Linked DNA regions of Homo sapiens: regions 2 and 3 are each linked to region 1. A link is a loop called in an ENCODE intact Hi-C map of the cell type or tissue named here. Cell type or tissue: heart right ventricle. All regions are shown on one strand. Region 1 overlaps LRCH1 (leucine rich repeats and calponin homology domain containing 1). Region 2 overlaps LRCH1 (leucine rich repeats and calponin homology domain containing 1). Region 3 overlaps LRCH1 (leucine rich repeats and calponin homology domain containing 1).

Evidence for each region. Hi-C counts contacts between places; a loop is a spot of excess contacts. Peaks named below come from ENCODE experiments on the same cell type or tissue, not always from the same donor. Only the 100,000 strongest peaks of a DNase experiment are listed, where the experiment ranks them.
Region 2: it touches region 1 in a loop (2.0-fold over the local background); 15 of 110 quality-filtered maps call a loop at or near these places.
Region 3: it touches region 1 in a loop (2.5-fold over the local background); 15 of 110 quality-filtered maps call a loop at or near these places.

Annotation. Positions count from the first base shown.
Region 1 is chr13:46,676,967-46,681,966 of GRCh38, forward strand. It overlaps LRCH1 (leucine rich repeats and calponin homology domain containing 1), which reads left to right. Exons shown (of 20, transcript NM_001164211.2): 4 at 4,775-4,880. Among named protein-coding and RNA genes, the nearest start is that of ESD, 120 kb to the right of the region's middle. In heart right ventricle, a CTCF peak has its summit at 3,079; DNase peaks (open chromatin) are centred at 2,735 and 2,999; H3K4me3 peaks cover 1,223 bases; H3K27ac peaks cover 2,791 bases.
Region 2 is chr13:46,600,446-46,605,445 of GRCh38, forward strand. The region is part of intron 1 of LRCH1 (leucine rich repeats and calponin homology domain containing 1); the gene reads left to right. Among named protein-coding and RNA genes, the nearest start is that of LRCH1, 50 kb to the left of the region's middle. In heart right ventricle, a CTCF peak has its summit at 3,086 (motif pointing right); a DNase peak (open chromatin) is centred at 4,840; H3K27ac peaks cover 4,541 bases.
Region 3 is chr13:46,612,438-46,617,437 of GRCh38, forward strand. All of the region lies in intron 1 of LRCH1 (leucine rich repeats and calponin homology domain containing 1), which reads left to right. Among named protein-coding and RNA genes, the nearest start is that of LRCH1, 62 kb to the left of the region's middle. In heart right ventricle, CTCF peaks have their summits at 2,307 (motif pointing left) and 3,419; no DNase peak of the experiment used is centred here; H3K4me3 peaks cover 964 bases; H3K27ac peaks cover 3,651 bases.

The DNA.
Region 1 (5,000 bases):
TCAGGGTTTCCTAATGTTCTCTAGGCTGGTCTAAAACTCCAGAGCTCAAGCGATCTGCCCACCTTGGCCTTCCAAAGTGCTGGGAATATAGGCATGAAACATCGTGCCCGGCCTATGTTGGTTTTCACTAGACATCATTCCTTAAAAAAATACTTCTAGTCAGCCGGGCACGGTGGCTCACGCCTGTAATTCCAACACTTTGGGAGGCCAAAGCGGGTGGATCACCTGAGGTCAGGAGTTCGAGACCAGCCTGGCCAACATGGTGAAACCTCGTCTCTACTAAAAATACAAAAAAAAAAAAAAAAAAAAAAAGTTAGCCATGTGTGGTGGCACACACCTGTAATCTCAGCTACCTGGGAGACTGAGGCGGGAGAATCGCTTGAACCTGGGCGGCAGAGGTTTGCAGTGAGCCAAGATCGCGCCATCGCACTCCAATCTGGGCGACAGAGCGAGACAATGTCTCAAAACAAAACAAAACAAAAAAAACTTCTAGTCTCTTTTACCATATTGCTTTCTGAAAGTGAGTATAACCTAGTTTAATAATCCCTGAATTTATTCTCCGAATTTAAATCCTTGTTATTTTTGCATTCTGAAGGTCAGTTAGCAACGAGCACTTAGTAACAAAAATATATTAAACTCCAACATGGTTTTAATACTTCTAGAGACTCTTTTTATTGTGATGAGGAGAGAATCTTATTTCTAAAGTTTTTCTTTTGGTTACCTAAAAACATGATGACCAGTGGAAAGTAAGTATGTGTTAAGTCACAGTTCAAATTCTCTATTTTGTTTTTTATCTAAATGACAAAGTTGGACTGACTGGTCTATAAAAAACTTAAACTTGAGTATTTATATTACTATAATTAGATTCGTTTCTATCAAAAAGAATAAATTCAGTAAATATTTATAACATGCTCATGATTCTTTCTGATCTGCCTGTGTATTTGTGGTATTATAGTACTAACTATAGGGTGCTATGATTTCACTGAAGTTTGGAATCATTCTCTAAGACATAGCTTAGGGCTAATAGAAAATTCAGAAGGGATTCATTTGACTATTTTAATAAATAACTGAATATGGAATTTATAAGCTGATAAATTCTTACTAATTGCCGAAGTTGAGGCATTAGTGTTGTTTTTATTTACATTCATTTTCCTAAATCGTATCTTCTTTAAATCAGTCTGTAAAATTCATACCTTATCTTAGGCTGAATTTGAACAAAAGTGTTCTAGAGAACAAGGCCATTCTAGAAATATTGCTTTTACATTTTCAAAACAGGAGTATTTTATCCCCAAACACCTAGACTATTATCTCCTGTTTCTTTCTCCTTAACCCCCAGCTAATTCAGATAGTGACCCATGGGGTTTTATTTTTGTGATGAATTTATAACCTTTTTAAAACGTGGCAAGTTTCAATGCCTTGTGGGAATAGAGTTTTGCACTATTTCTACAATATTGATTACACAGTAGTGAAATGTTATCTTATGTGCTAAATCTGCTTGGGCGTTTTCCCCCCATTATTTGTCAGGACAGGAAGTAATTGACAACAGTGCAGAGTACTATTAAAATAATTTGACCTTCACCATATACCCTCCAAAATGTGAATGGACAATTGGACTTTGTGTTTTGAATTGTCTACAGATATCCTGTCCTCTAAATCAGAAGGAAAAAAACTTGTATTTATCGTTACAGGAAGTTTTTTAAAGTAAATTGACCATTTTCCCTACTGCCAAATAAGTTTTCAAATATCGCTAGGGGGAGTTGATTTTTTAATAAGGCTATTATGTTAGAAACATACGATGGAAAAAAATCACCTTATGATTAGAGAAACAGCATATTTTGATTTCCTAGCTAACTCAACCATGACCAGCAAAGAGCAAGGTGAGTATAGTTCACACTAAAAAATGGAATAAGGCTTAGTTTCATCTCATGCTGTGAATAACGTGCTACCTAAATGTATCTGTTATCTTTTTGCTTTCCTCTCCTCCTTCCTTATTTATTCAGAGAAAGATTTTTAAAAAATTATGTCTTTGAAGCTTCTGGAAATTGTCAGTTTCATATTGAAAATCTGTGATTTCCATAATTTATATAAGGATCTTTCTCGTGCTGTCACTCACAAGACTGAAAAAACTTGTTTTAGATGCCAATAACGTCCATTTTCTCTAGAGATGGCAAATAATTCCTTCTAATTCTTCCCCACGAGCACGCCCATTTCTCCTGCCAACAACATCACCCAAGTGACTGTATCTGGTCATGAGTTCCATAGAAGGATTTGATTTCCTGCATTTCTAGGACTCACCTGTGTGGTATTTGTGTGAGGACTCTTTTAAAATAGGATGGAATGGCACCTTTTGCTTATTTGTAACTTAGTTAAGGCAAAGAAAGCTTTCATTGAAAGCATTTGATTGTTGGCTCTTGTGACTGAGCAAAGGCCCCCGTAATTGGGAAAAGATGGCATTTCACTGTTCTCTTCTCCCATGTGGAAATACATTCGGAAAGGCAGGGCAATTTACTGACTCAGCGAGGGGCTGAGAGTGACTGAACACGATCTCTGGACCTCCTAATTCTGTAATTACTTCCTTTGACGTTTTTGTCTCTGCAGATGTGCTTGTGGAGTTTGTTTCTGTTTTTGTTTTAAACACTGGAAGTGTTTTTCTCAAACTTGTGTGTGACTTTTCTGGGCCAGGAGGGATAGAGCAACCGCAGTTGGGGGTGATGCTGCTGAACACCCGGTGCTCTCAGCCCGTGCCACCCCACCTCCCCCATCAGACAGCTGTACAGAGAAGCTTGGGGAGGTATCTGCACTGTGCACACTCAGCCTTTATAGAGGACAACTTCATTCCTTTTTAGCAAGAGTGATACTGTTCCTCTTCATCGGGTGGTATCCATTGAGCACTGTCCTGGTGAGGACAGGTTGATAGATCACCTGAAGCCTTTTAGATGAGACCAGGTTAGAGGGCAGGGATCAACTGTGTTGTGTACAGCCTGGTCTAAATGTGGAGCCTGGGGGTGTTCACTGGATTGGTCGATGATGAGTTCATCTTATTTGAATGAAAGTGAAACAGATTTCTGAAACGAGGCTCTGCTGCCTTCTATGGTGAAAGGGGAGAGCTTTTCCAGGTTCAAAAGTAAAGCGGGATATTTAAGGCCTTGATCTCACTGGAATCATTTGTATCTTTAGTTCTGTGATGCCAAGTGGGACCTGCATGGGATTTGGTATGTATGTTGGAGCATCCTGGGTCCTAGGGTCCTGGAGACAGAAGGAGCCACAGTATTATGGAGTGTCACTGTAAGTGGATTTTAGAAGTTTGATCCAACATTTATTGATCCCTTACTTTATACTTGGCACTCCACCTGGCAGTGGGAGGATGGAATGAATAAGACATGGTCCCTCCCACCCAGGAGCTCATAGGTTTAAAGGGGAATGTAAACCCATGAGCAAATGACTTACAGTGACATGCTATCTAAAGGACCACACAAGAAGAAGTGGTCAGTCTCCCTGGGCATTAGATCAGAGTGGGAGAGGTGGGGGAAGCCTCGTGAAAGATTTCACGAAAGAGGTTGAGGCTTGAATTAAGTCTTTAAAAATGAGTCAGTGGGACAAGAGGACAATATTGGGGACTGGCATATCAGGCAGGGAAGGAGCATGAACAAGTTTGGGAATTATGAAATACTGAAAACTGCCAGAAGCAGTAACATGGCTGGAGTGTAGGTTGTGAGGAGGGACATTCAGAGAAAAAGTGCTGGAGAAATGGACAGACCTCATCATAGATACTGGCCTTACTGCCCAGTTTGGACTTTATAGTTGTTGAGGAGCCTCTGCAAGTGTTTAAGCTGGTGAACAGCATGATGGCATTTGCACTCTGGCCGCTCTGTGAAGGATGCATCCAAGGCGGAGACTGATGTATGGAAACCAGTCAGGAGATCATGATAGCACCCAGCTAAGAGAGAGCACTGGTCTACACTGCAGGAGTAGCTGGGGGTGTGTGGGGGAGTGAAGAGCCCAGCACGGCTCCCAGAGCCAAGAGGAAGAGTGGGATTCAGGGAGATCCTAAGGATATAGAAGATTATAAATGTCAAGGCCTCCATTTCTCATGTGTCAAGAGGGGATTCCAATCAAGGCTTAATTGAGTATTTGCTTCCTAAAGCAAAGAAGACAAGAATTGCTTGTGAAGTGTATGGCAAGGTGGTCAGCTGTAAGATTTCTAGCCTGTGGTGAAGAACTCCATTTTAAATAAATAGTGCATCCAAACATTGCATTAATATTCTAGTTCTTCACTGCAAAATGTGAGAGTTTGGTAAAATAAGATGCATTGTAGTCTTGTTTAGAGGCACGATGGGATAGTGGCTAAACGGTGAGCTGGTAATTCATTTCTAGTGTTAACTCTGGCACTTGCATGCTTTGGGCGACTGGCTAAACTTTTCTGAGCCCCACTTTTTGATTTGTAAATATTAGGCTAGCAATATTGCCCAATGGGTTTGTGGTGAGAATTCAGTAAAATCGAAGCATGTCAAAGTGGCAGGCCAGAGGCTGGTGAAGCAGCTGGCGAATGCTACTAATGTCCACCCTTTCTCCATTTTTCTCTCCTGTGAGGGAGTTTAAAATGTTCAGCTTTCTCTTCTCTGTGCTGAGTCTTAATGCTAGGGACCTGGAGATGAATATAAAAGTGTACCTGTGTAGTTGTCCAAATATTTAAATTCCTTAAGGAGATTTCACATGAAATGCTTGATTTCCTGGAAAAAGATGTTTATTATTTCTCTCTCTGCTTTTGATACAGGATGTCAGCTGCAACGAGATCACAGCGTTGCCCCAGCAGATAGGTCAGTTGAAATCTCTACGAGAACTGAATGTCAGAAGAAATTACCTTAAAGTTTTACCACAAGGTAAAAAAGAAAGAGGGAAAATGAAGAAAATGGGAGACTTGCATTATTTTATGTTTTGGGGGGTTTACTTTTGTGAAGAGGGTCGATCTTTGTGTGTGTGTGTGTGTGTGTGTGTGTGTG
Region 2 (5,000 bases), 77 kb before region 1:
TTCACTTTTGTTTGCCTTTCCTTGGGTCATGGTCCTAATTGCTGTTCCCTTTGGCTGCAGTTATTCAAAACTGAATTTACTGCTGAGCCTAAGACAGTGTTTTTCAAACTTTTAAAATTAAGACACCCAGTAAGAAATATGTTTTACAGTTTTTTTACATCCTGACCAGATTTACACACACACACACACACACACACACACACACACACAGAACCTGAAGTATTTGTTGCAAGTTGCAGATGTTTACAGTTACTGCTAAGGATATGTGTTTCCATTTAATTTACATAAAATACTGTTCATTGAATTGATTTTATGACTCACATTATTTCATCATGCAGTTTAACAAATACTGAGCACTGGTGTCACAGAACTTTGTCGTTCATGCTCTTTAGCAACAGTCAGCTTTTCTGCTCATGACTGATGGCCTATTGCTATGATTCTGTTAGCGCTTTAAAGCAATTTGATTGTCAAAGTCATGTTAGCTCTGGTTGTGTATTCAGTTACTCAGTTTCACCTTTACAGGCAGCTGCTCCTTGGGAAATGGGGCTTGCTGAGCAGGTTGAATGTTCCATAGAATCAGATCTATACTTTGGGGAACTCAGCAGTATGGGAATCACAAGCCAACCCACCCTATCCGTTAAAGGGCTCAGGCCCATTGGTCTCCATTGTCACTTAGACTAGCACAACATCACCTACCTCATGGATGCTTTGAGGGCAGGGCCGGTTTTGTTTTTCTTTTTATTCCTCAGAGCCCGCAGCATGATTCCTTGTGTGGAGAATATGCATCAGCCTTGGCTCTGGTCCTCTCTTCACTGTCCCTCTTCTCCTCCCTACAGAAAACAGCAAAGCATGTATAGAAAGAGATGTGCAGACTGTGTGGAATGACCTGAGGGGTAACTTGCTTAGAGGGTAGAGACTGTTGTGTGTAAAAACTTATGTTTGAGGCAAATTGCAGGAAAAAGTTCTTTAAATGAAGGAAAGATAAGATTATAAGTTTTTTAAAAAGTTGTCTTAATGAATAGAGGAGAATGACTAGTCATTATTTCATAGATCATAGGTACATAGGTGATTTTAAAGGTTGAGTGACTGGTCCCTTGAGGTTAGTTCAATGTCCTCTTGTAATCTGAATTTTTTCATCAAATTCTTTTAAATCCAGGTGGGGCTCAGCTCCCTCTGAAGTATCACAAAACCCTAAATGAATTAGGTTAATAAGACTAATTATATTTCCATAGCAATGTTTAAGTGGCCTGCTGCCCAATCACCTTCCAAGCCCTGCTCTGTTGGGTTTCTTTTTACCCAGTCATGATCACGTAGGACCAGGCTGTTTTTCGTAGGGGGTTATGGAGTCGCAATGCCTGGGGTGTTAGGAATATAGGCTGGGCTTGTATCATAGTACCCACGCCGCTGCCTAACTCTTGATATCCAGTGACTGAGTTGGACTTTGTAGCTGCTTTCTCTTTATTAGGAGAAAAGAGCTTGTTTAATAAACCTAAGAATTAATAGCCTGTGTTCAGTAGTTGGATTTGTAACCTGAATGTTTTTATGTCTACTGACTTGCAACGTTGTCATATAAATTAAAGATCATAGATCCAGCTATGGTTTAAAGGTGACTTCCAGGACATGGATTTGAAAGATCAGAATTTGAATCTCATCTCTTTCCATTCTAGCTTGGTAACCTTGAGGAAACCACTTAACTTCTCTAAGCCTCAAAGGTGTCAAGTAGATTAATGCAACTATGTATAGCTGACCCTGAGGAATTTTTGGTTCCGCTAGAATAAAGCTTGAATTTTTGGACATTAGAAGGATCTTTGAAGATGATGTAGCTTCGTTGTGTAACTGAAGACCAGAGAAATTTAAGTGAGTTTCCTGGAATAGTTTATGCCTCTGCTTCCTGTGTCATGATTACCACCCAGAACACGTGCTTAATTGGGGACAGGTAATCCATTCAGGGTGAAGAACATGGCTTTTGGGTCAGTCTGCAGTGGATCTAAATCAGCCCCCTGCTGTTTACTGTGTCTGTAGTCTAGAAAAAGCTATTTAACTTCTTGCAGATTTAGCCTAACTATGAAATTAAATTGGGGATTTAAAAAAACTCATAGGGACGTGGTGAGGCTTGACTGAGATAAATTTATGCAAAGCTCTTAGCACAATGGCTAGTACCCAGAAAGTGCTCAACATTATTATTATTTCCTAATTGAAGGGCATTGATGATTTAAAATAAAATGGAGGCTGGGTACAGGCTCATGTCTGTAATCCCTACACTTTGGGAGGCCGAGTTGGGTGGAACACTTGAGCCCAGGACTTTGAGACTAGATTGGGCAACATGGTAAAACTCCATCTCTATAAAAAATACACAAATTAGCTGACTGCGGTGGTGCCTGTAGCCCCAGCTACTGAAGAGGCTGAGGTGGGAGGATGGATTGAGCCCCGGAGGTCAGTGCTGCAGTGAACCATGATTGTGCCACTGTGCTCCAGCCTGGGCAACAGAGCAAGACCCGGTCAACAAATACATACATGCATACATACATGCATGCATACATACATACATACATACATACATGTAAATAATTAAATAACTCATTTCTTGTCAGATAAATGGCTGTATCTTTATAATAAGATATCTGTATCCTGTGACTTCATCCTGTAAATAATTTTGTGCCTCTTGTGCTTTCTATGATCTAGGGAGGAGAAAGCTAATTCTTCTTCATTTTATGCACGGAGCAGAGACACGGAGAGCCTCTAATTTATTTCTTCTTGGTGTGGCCCTGTTTTCTGAGCATGGGTGTGTCTGATCCCTGGGGAGAGCAGAGCCACACTGTGGATCTGAGGTGCTGGGAAGCCATCCAGTTTCCTCCTCCTGACCCTGACTCAAGTCTTCCCTGAAATCTCTGTCAGCCCCATTCTCTTTCTGTCAGCCCCATTCTCTTTCTGTCAGCCGCCCTCCTTACATAACCCAAATGGGTTGTTTGCAAAGCTAGTGTCGCTGAGGTGTTCTGTGTACAACAGAAAAGAATCTAGGGAGGATTCCTATGTGTCACTAAAGCCAGTAATTAAGTGGACAACAGGGGGAGCTAACACTGAATGCACCAATAAATTTCAAGACTCCTGCTACCCTAGGTAACCGAGTCAATAGTATTAGAAACCATTTTAAGCATTGGTAGTTTTAAACATGCTGTTTAAAAACAATTTTAAATTTACCTTCACTTTTCTAATTGGATACTTTACTATTCAGAGTACTATGAGATGAGGGTCTCGCTTTGGAGTGCAGGGGACTGATCTTGGCTTACTGCAGCCTCAATCTCCTGGGCTCAAGCGATCCTCCCACCTCAGCCTCCTGAGTAGCTGAGACTATAGGCTCGTGCCACCATAGCTGGCTAATTTTTAATTTTTTTGTAGAGATGGGGTCTCACTATGTTGCCCAGGCTGGTCTTGAACTCCTGGCCTCAAGCAATCCTCCTGCCTTGGCCTTCTAAAATGTTGGCATTATAGGCGTGAGCCACCATGCCCGGCCAAACTTCTTTTGAAATTAGCTTGTTGATTCTTCCTCACCTCCCAGTTGTTTTTGTGCCAGAATTAATTTTTCTCCTTGTATTATAGAATAGTTTGGAGGAGTATTGAAAGAATTAGGGGGTAGAGTTGCCAGATGTAGCAAATAAAAATACAAGACACCCAGTTAAATGTGAATTTCATATAAATAACTACTTTTTTTTTGCTATACATATGTCCCATGCAATATTTGAGACATACTTATACTAAAAGATTGTTAATTATCTGAAATTCAGATCTAACTGGGCATCCTGTATTTTATCTGGCAACCCTAACTGGGGTGGGGATGGTGAGGAGGGCCTTGGATGTGGCCAGAGGAGAGGTGTCAGAGCCTCAGGTGTCTTCTTGTGGGTGACCGAGGTGGCTGCAGCACAGTAGCCTTGCTCCCTGGGTCTGGGGCCTGTGCCTTCTCCCTGTAGTCACTTAGAATAGGATGATGGGGGTGGCTCAAGGCAGTGGAATAAATTAATTCTGAAGGAACACACTGGGCCAGAGTCCTAGAACAGTTTACTTAATGATAGTGTTATTTTAATTTTCAATTGTTTGCCTTTCTTCCCTGTGATACGGAATAAACATGAAATTGTATCTGGAGCGGAGCAGGCAGAACTTACATCTTGTTGGTCTTGTTCTGCCCTCAGCCTCTGATGTTCTACAAGGTTTATCCTTTTGTTTCTTTTTTTATTATCCAAGGAATGAGATATGCCAGAAAAATGTGACAGGTATTTATGAAATGCTTTGAACTAGGTGAGCTTAGAGCATAAGTAATTTTAGGTCATTTATCTCATCACAACACTATCTACAGAGTTTTAACCCTTATCATAAGGAACAGACCATGATGACACTGACATTATCAACATAACGACACACATGCTTTTCTATTCCTAATGCTTTGGTGAGAGAAACTGGGGCATCGGAGAATGTTCTCAGCCATATTTTTGATATGGCCTAAGGTATAATGAACAAAAGCTTAGATGAGAAAAGTCCATCTGATTGATGCCTGGCTAATTGACAGCCAATTATGTCATGGTGCCAGTTCTTAAAGAAATTGACCCATTAATCCCTTTGTGTGGAGAGGCCAGCCAGCAGGCATCTGCTTTCTTAGCATGCAGCAGTACTGAAAAGTTTATTGAAATAATCGTCACCTGTCCTTTCCAAATCTTAATTCTTCTGAGTTTAAACATGTTTTCTCTAAGGAAAGTCGGATTGACATGAAATCACACATGTCTGGAATTATCTCTGAGTCCTTTATAAACAGACCAAGACTTGGAAGGGCACACCTTAGGTTACAGAGTGTTTTCCTGGGCTGGGCTCCAAAGCTTCCTGACTATTGAACAATAATGTGTTCTTTCCATGCTACTTTATATATTTATTTTACAGAAGCCTTGTGCCTTTTATCCGTTCATATCCACTTTGAAAACTTACTTGTGGCCTGCCAGAGCAGAGGTACAAAAAAT
Region 3 (5,000 bases), 65 kb before region 1:
ACATGACATAATGCTGTGCCACCTTGCCTATTCTGTCGTGGGCTCCAAATGTAAATTCATCAGAAGAGCTCACAGCTTTGTTGAATCTCCTGCCTCTTTGGGGAGATAGGCTCATATGTCTCAATTTTGAAGCACCCCTCTTGGAATGAGGTCAGTTAGACCACTCCAAGGACCACTCTCTTTTCTTCTTTGTATTTTCTGGGGAAAACGTATAGCTAGCATGCTGGGACTGTTTGTTTTGAATGAGTTTGTTTATGAGTTTTCAAAACAAAATTATGAAAAAAAGGGAAGTTTCCAACTCCTTGTGCATGTCTTGCTGGCTAAGCAGATGATCTCTAAAAACAGATTACAATATCATTTTGAAGGTAACAAAGGTATCTTCCTTGCTTATCTTTAAGGCTGCATATTTTATTGTTTATACATTGGCCAATTAGGAACTGAAATTTAAGAAAGACAGTCATTTTAACCTATTGAAGTCACAGAATGAAATGATGAAGTAATCGTATGTGTTCCCAGTTTAGCATATATGTATATATATGCATTGATGAATAATATGATTTGTTGTAAACAAATGAAAAACTGCAGAAACCTGTAATTTGTACATTATTATTTCAGATCACCGTAACAAATATTACCAGGTTTTTAATTTTCTTTAAAAAAATGCATTTCTAGGGCTGGGCGTGGTGGCTCACGCCTGTAATCCCAGCACTTTGGGAGGCCAAGGCAGGAGGATCACGAGGTCAGGAGATCGAGACCATCCTGGCCAACATGGTGAAACCCTGTCTCTACTAAAAAGACAAAAATTAGCCGAGCGTGGTGGCACGTGCCTGTAGTCCCAGCTGCTCGGGAGGCTGAGGCAGGAGAATTGCTTGAACCAGGGAGTCAGAGGTTGCAATGAGCCAAGATTGCGGCTGCACTCCTGCCTGGTGACAGAGCGAGACCCCGTCTGAAAAAAAAAAAAGAAAAAAAGATTTTCTAAAATTGTATTTATACTCTCTGCTCCTTCCCCATCAGCCATCAACGCTTCCCTCCCTCCCTCTCCCTTCCTTAATGATAAGCCCTCAGCTTTGCTCAGGACTCAGCCTCCCATGTGGTTTTGGTAAGTGGTCTAAGACCTGAGGCCCAAAGCGTGATTGGCTGATGCTGTGATTTCTCAGCCTGGTTGCGCATTAGAATCACCCTGGGAGCTTTAGAATCCAGATGCCTGGGCTCTACTCACAGAGATTCTGATTTAATTGGTGTGTTGCAGAACCTGACTTGAGCCATTTCGAAATGGGTCATTGATAGCTTGTAGCTGTAACGATTCAAACATATACAACATAAGCAGGGTGACCACAGAAGTTATTCTCTAAGTCTGGTATGTTCCTAAATGTCCTCTAAATTCTTATCTTCCACTCCAGGGCTTTTGAAGTGGCCTGATCCAAACACCTTCTTTCCGACATTAAAAACATTAGCCGGTTATTTTGCCTCATCAGCACTTCCTACACTTCCTTAGGTGAGCCAGGTTGCTTTTAATCTCTTGGAGCTGCCTTCGTTAATAGGCCTTTTTTTTTTCTTTTTTGTTTTAAATTGTATGTATTGAAAGTATACAACATGATATTTGATATACATATTCCTAGTGAAGTAATTACTACAATTAAATTAACACACCCATCATTTCACATAGTTACCTTTCTTTTTTTGTGGCGAGAGTACCTAAAATCTACTATCATAGCAAATTTGTAATATATAATGCAATATTATTAACGACAATACTTGTGTGGTACTCTAGATTTTTTCATCCAAGATAACTGCATCTTTGTATGCTTTGATCTATATCTCCCCATTTTCCCTGCCCCTCCCGATTATGCCTTTTGAGGCAGTATAGTGTGACAGTTAGCCATCACTGAATTCTGGGGGCCTTTTGTCTATTCCAGGGAGATGAAATTGTTAGAGAAAGATTAGGAGAAAGAATATGAAAAGGACTTAGAGAGGATACAAAATCATGAAGTCACAAATACCTGCCAAACAAATCCACATAAGGAGAAAATAAAGAAATGTCAGATTCATAAAAGATCAAAAAACCCAAACTGTTCTTAGAGGGAAAAGCATGCACAGTTAAGGAAACTTTTTTTAAAAAGTTTTAATAAAATCTGATCTCTAGTGGTAAATACTGTTTCCCAATTACACCTAGACTTTTATCGTGAATCAGGTTTTCTAGTTGACATTGTTGTTTTTCATTTGAAAATGAATGCTGTGTATTCTCCTTGTTTCAATTCCCTTATGTATTTTTGTGTTAACTCCCTCTGCCGGGGAGCGCCAGACTCAGATGAAAGGTATTATGACATTCGAGATGAATAATGACGTAAGAAGGACTTACTCTATTGTATATCACGGTGCAGTATCAAAACATTTTGTCCCATGAGGAGAGGCAGTGAGTCAGAAAATCCTGTTGGAATTGTATTATAATGTAGAAAACCATTTCAGAATTACTGTCTGACATTTGGGCAGCTGGGACTTTGAGCTCATTCCACGGCCACCCCACCTTAGACATTTTATTAGGAAGATGCTATTCTTTTTTAGGGCTATCACTGGATCTTTGTCCTCACTGATGAATTAATTAGGTAGGTAATAATGAATCTGAGTTATTACTGCTGACAATTTAGTCTTATTCTTAAAAACGTTCATTTCATGGTGTGTTACTCTGTTCTGTGTTGCAATAAAGGAATACCTGAGACTGGGTAATTTATAAAGAAAAGAGGTTTTATTGGCTCATGGTTCTGCAGGCTCTGCAAGCATGGCACCAGCATCTGCTCCGCTACCTGTGAGGCCTAGGAACCTTGTAATCAAGGCAGAAGGCTAAGGGGGAGCAGGCAAGACACACGGCGAAAGAGGGAGCAAGAGAGAGCAAGGGAGGAGGGGCCTTGCTCTTTTAACCAACCAGCTCTTGTGTGAACTCAGAATAGGAACTCACTTGCTATGGCAAGGACAGGACCAAGCCATTCATGAGTGATCCGTCCCTGTGACCCAAACGCCTCCCACTAGGCCTCACCTCCAACATTGGAGGTCACATTTCAACATGAGATTTGGAGGGGGAAAAAACCTCCAAACCTCATCACATGGTTAAGTGGCATAAGATGCAACTCTAGGAATTTTTGCTTTTTTAAAACCCAGCTTCGAGCTCCCTTCCATTCCTTCATCAAGATATTCATGATGGATCTGCATTGGGACCTGCTTTTGTCTTATTGTTTCCCAAGACTAAAAAGGGTTTTCAGCGCAAGTGTTCTCGTAATGTTTTTGTCCCCAAGATTGGATGTTTTTCAGTTGTATTATCTCCCCATATTTCTGACATGTACAGACGTGCCCAGCTATGATAGTCTGTGTGGATGGTCTTAAAAATGAGTTATCATTATGAATAGTTTGATGGAAAGATTTCCCAGGAAGCATTATGCTTTGAGTGTTGGGGAAGAGAAGCCACCAGATGTCGTGTAGGCCCTTGTCCCTTTACTGCCTTTCCTCTCTGTTTGTACCCCTGTACAAGGCAGCTCTTGTGGTTACGATTTGTTAACAATTTGAGTAGCTCCCTTATATTTTGCTTCTAGAGTAATTAAACATTGTTTCTTAGAAATGTAAACATGGGACTTAGAATTACGATGCAGTAATGCATTTGGCAGCTGAACTGTGTACTGGGAAAAGAAAAATATCCTGGAGCGGGTTTAAGTTTCGCAGATAAGAAAAATGGCTTTATTTAGTGAATTGGAACAATACAAGACCTGTGCCCTGAAGTCAGTACTTTCTCTTCCCAGATGAGTTTCCCCAGGCACAAGACCAACTTCTAAAATAAAACTTGAAAGTAAATGGCAAAAACCAGAAACAGAGCCCTGTAAACTAGACTTTTATGCTACGGCGCCATAAAAATAACTTATTTGCTATCAAAATAAGCTTAAACAGAACCTTTGTCTGACAGATGACTTTTCCTCTCCCCTTAACCTGACAGCACCCCCAACCCAGTCTTTGGTCATAAGCCTGACAGCACGGTGAGATACAAGTTCCTAGTGGCAGTGGAGGCTGATGTTTATTATTTAGAGAGTTTCTGAAAATGAAAGTGTAATGTCTTGAGTCACTTACTTCCAAATTCTTCCCAGAGAACTTTAAATAGTGTTGTATTAAAAAACAGGAGTAAACAATCATTCGTAAAACACACCCCAGAATAAATCTCTTATTTCTGCATGAAGGCAACTGATCTGAAACATTTTTTCTATGTGCCTTTTAGAGACGGCACCAAATTTCATGCGCGTTCGTGTGAAGAGACCACCAAACAGGCTTTGTGTGAGCAACATGGCTGTTTATTTCACCTGGGTGCTGGTGGGCTGAGTCCGAAAAGAGAGTCAGCAAAGGGTGGTGGATTATCATTAGTTCTTATAGGTTTTGGGATAGGCGGTGAAGTTAAGAGCAATGTTTTGCGGGCAGGAGTGGATCTCACAAAGTACATTCTCAAGGGTGAGGAGAATTACAAAGAACCTTCTTAAGGGTGGGGGAGATTACAAAGTACATTGATCAGTTAGGGTGGGGCAGGAACAAATCACAATGGTGGAATGTCATCAGTTAAGGCTATTTTTACTTCTTTTGTGGATCTTCAGTTACTTCAGGCCATCTGGATGTATACGTGCAAGTCACAGGGGATGCGATGGCTTGGCTTGGGCTCAGAGGCCTGACAATAACACAGTGCTCAAAACTGTCAGATAGCCTGTGTCAGGTCTGAAGATGTGATTTTGGTTGTTTATACTTGGATGCTTTGGATGGGAATAGCCCTGGAGTCAGCCCTTCATTTCAGGCAGAGGAGCAGAGGAGTGTGAGTTAGACACAACTTTGGATCAGGGGCCAGGAAAACTTGGTTGTCATCCTGGACCAGTTACTAACTCGCTGTGTGGGCAAGTCACTTCATTTGTCTAAGTCTCTCTTTTTCCTTTTGTAAAATAAGGATGTCGGCAAATCTGTGTGGTCCCTTCCAACAGTGTTTT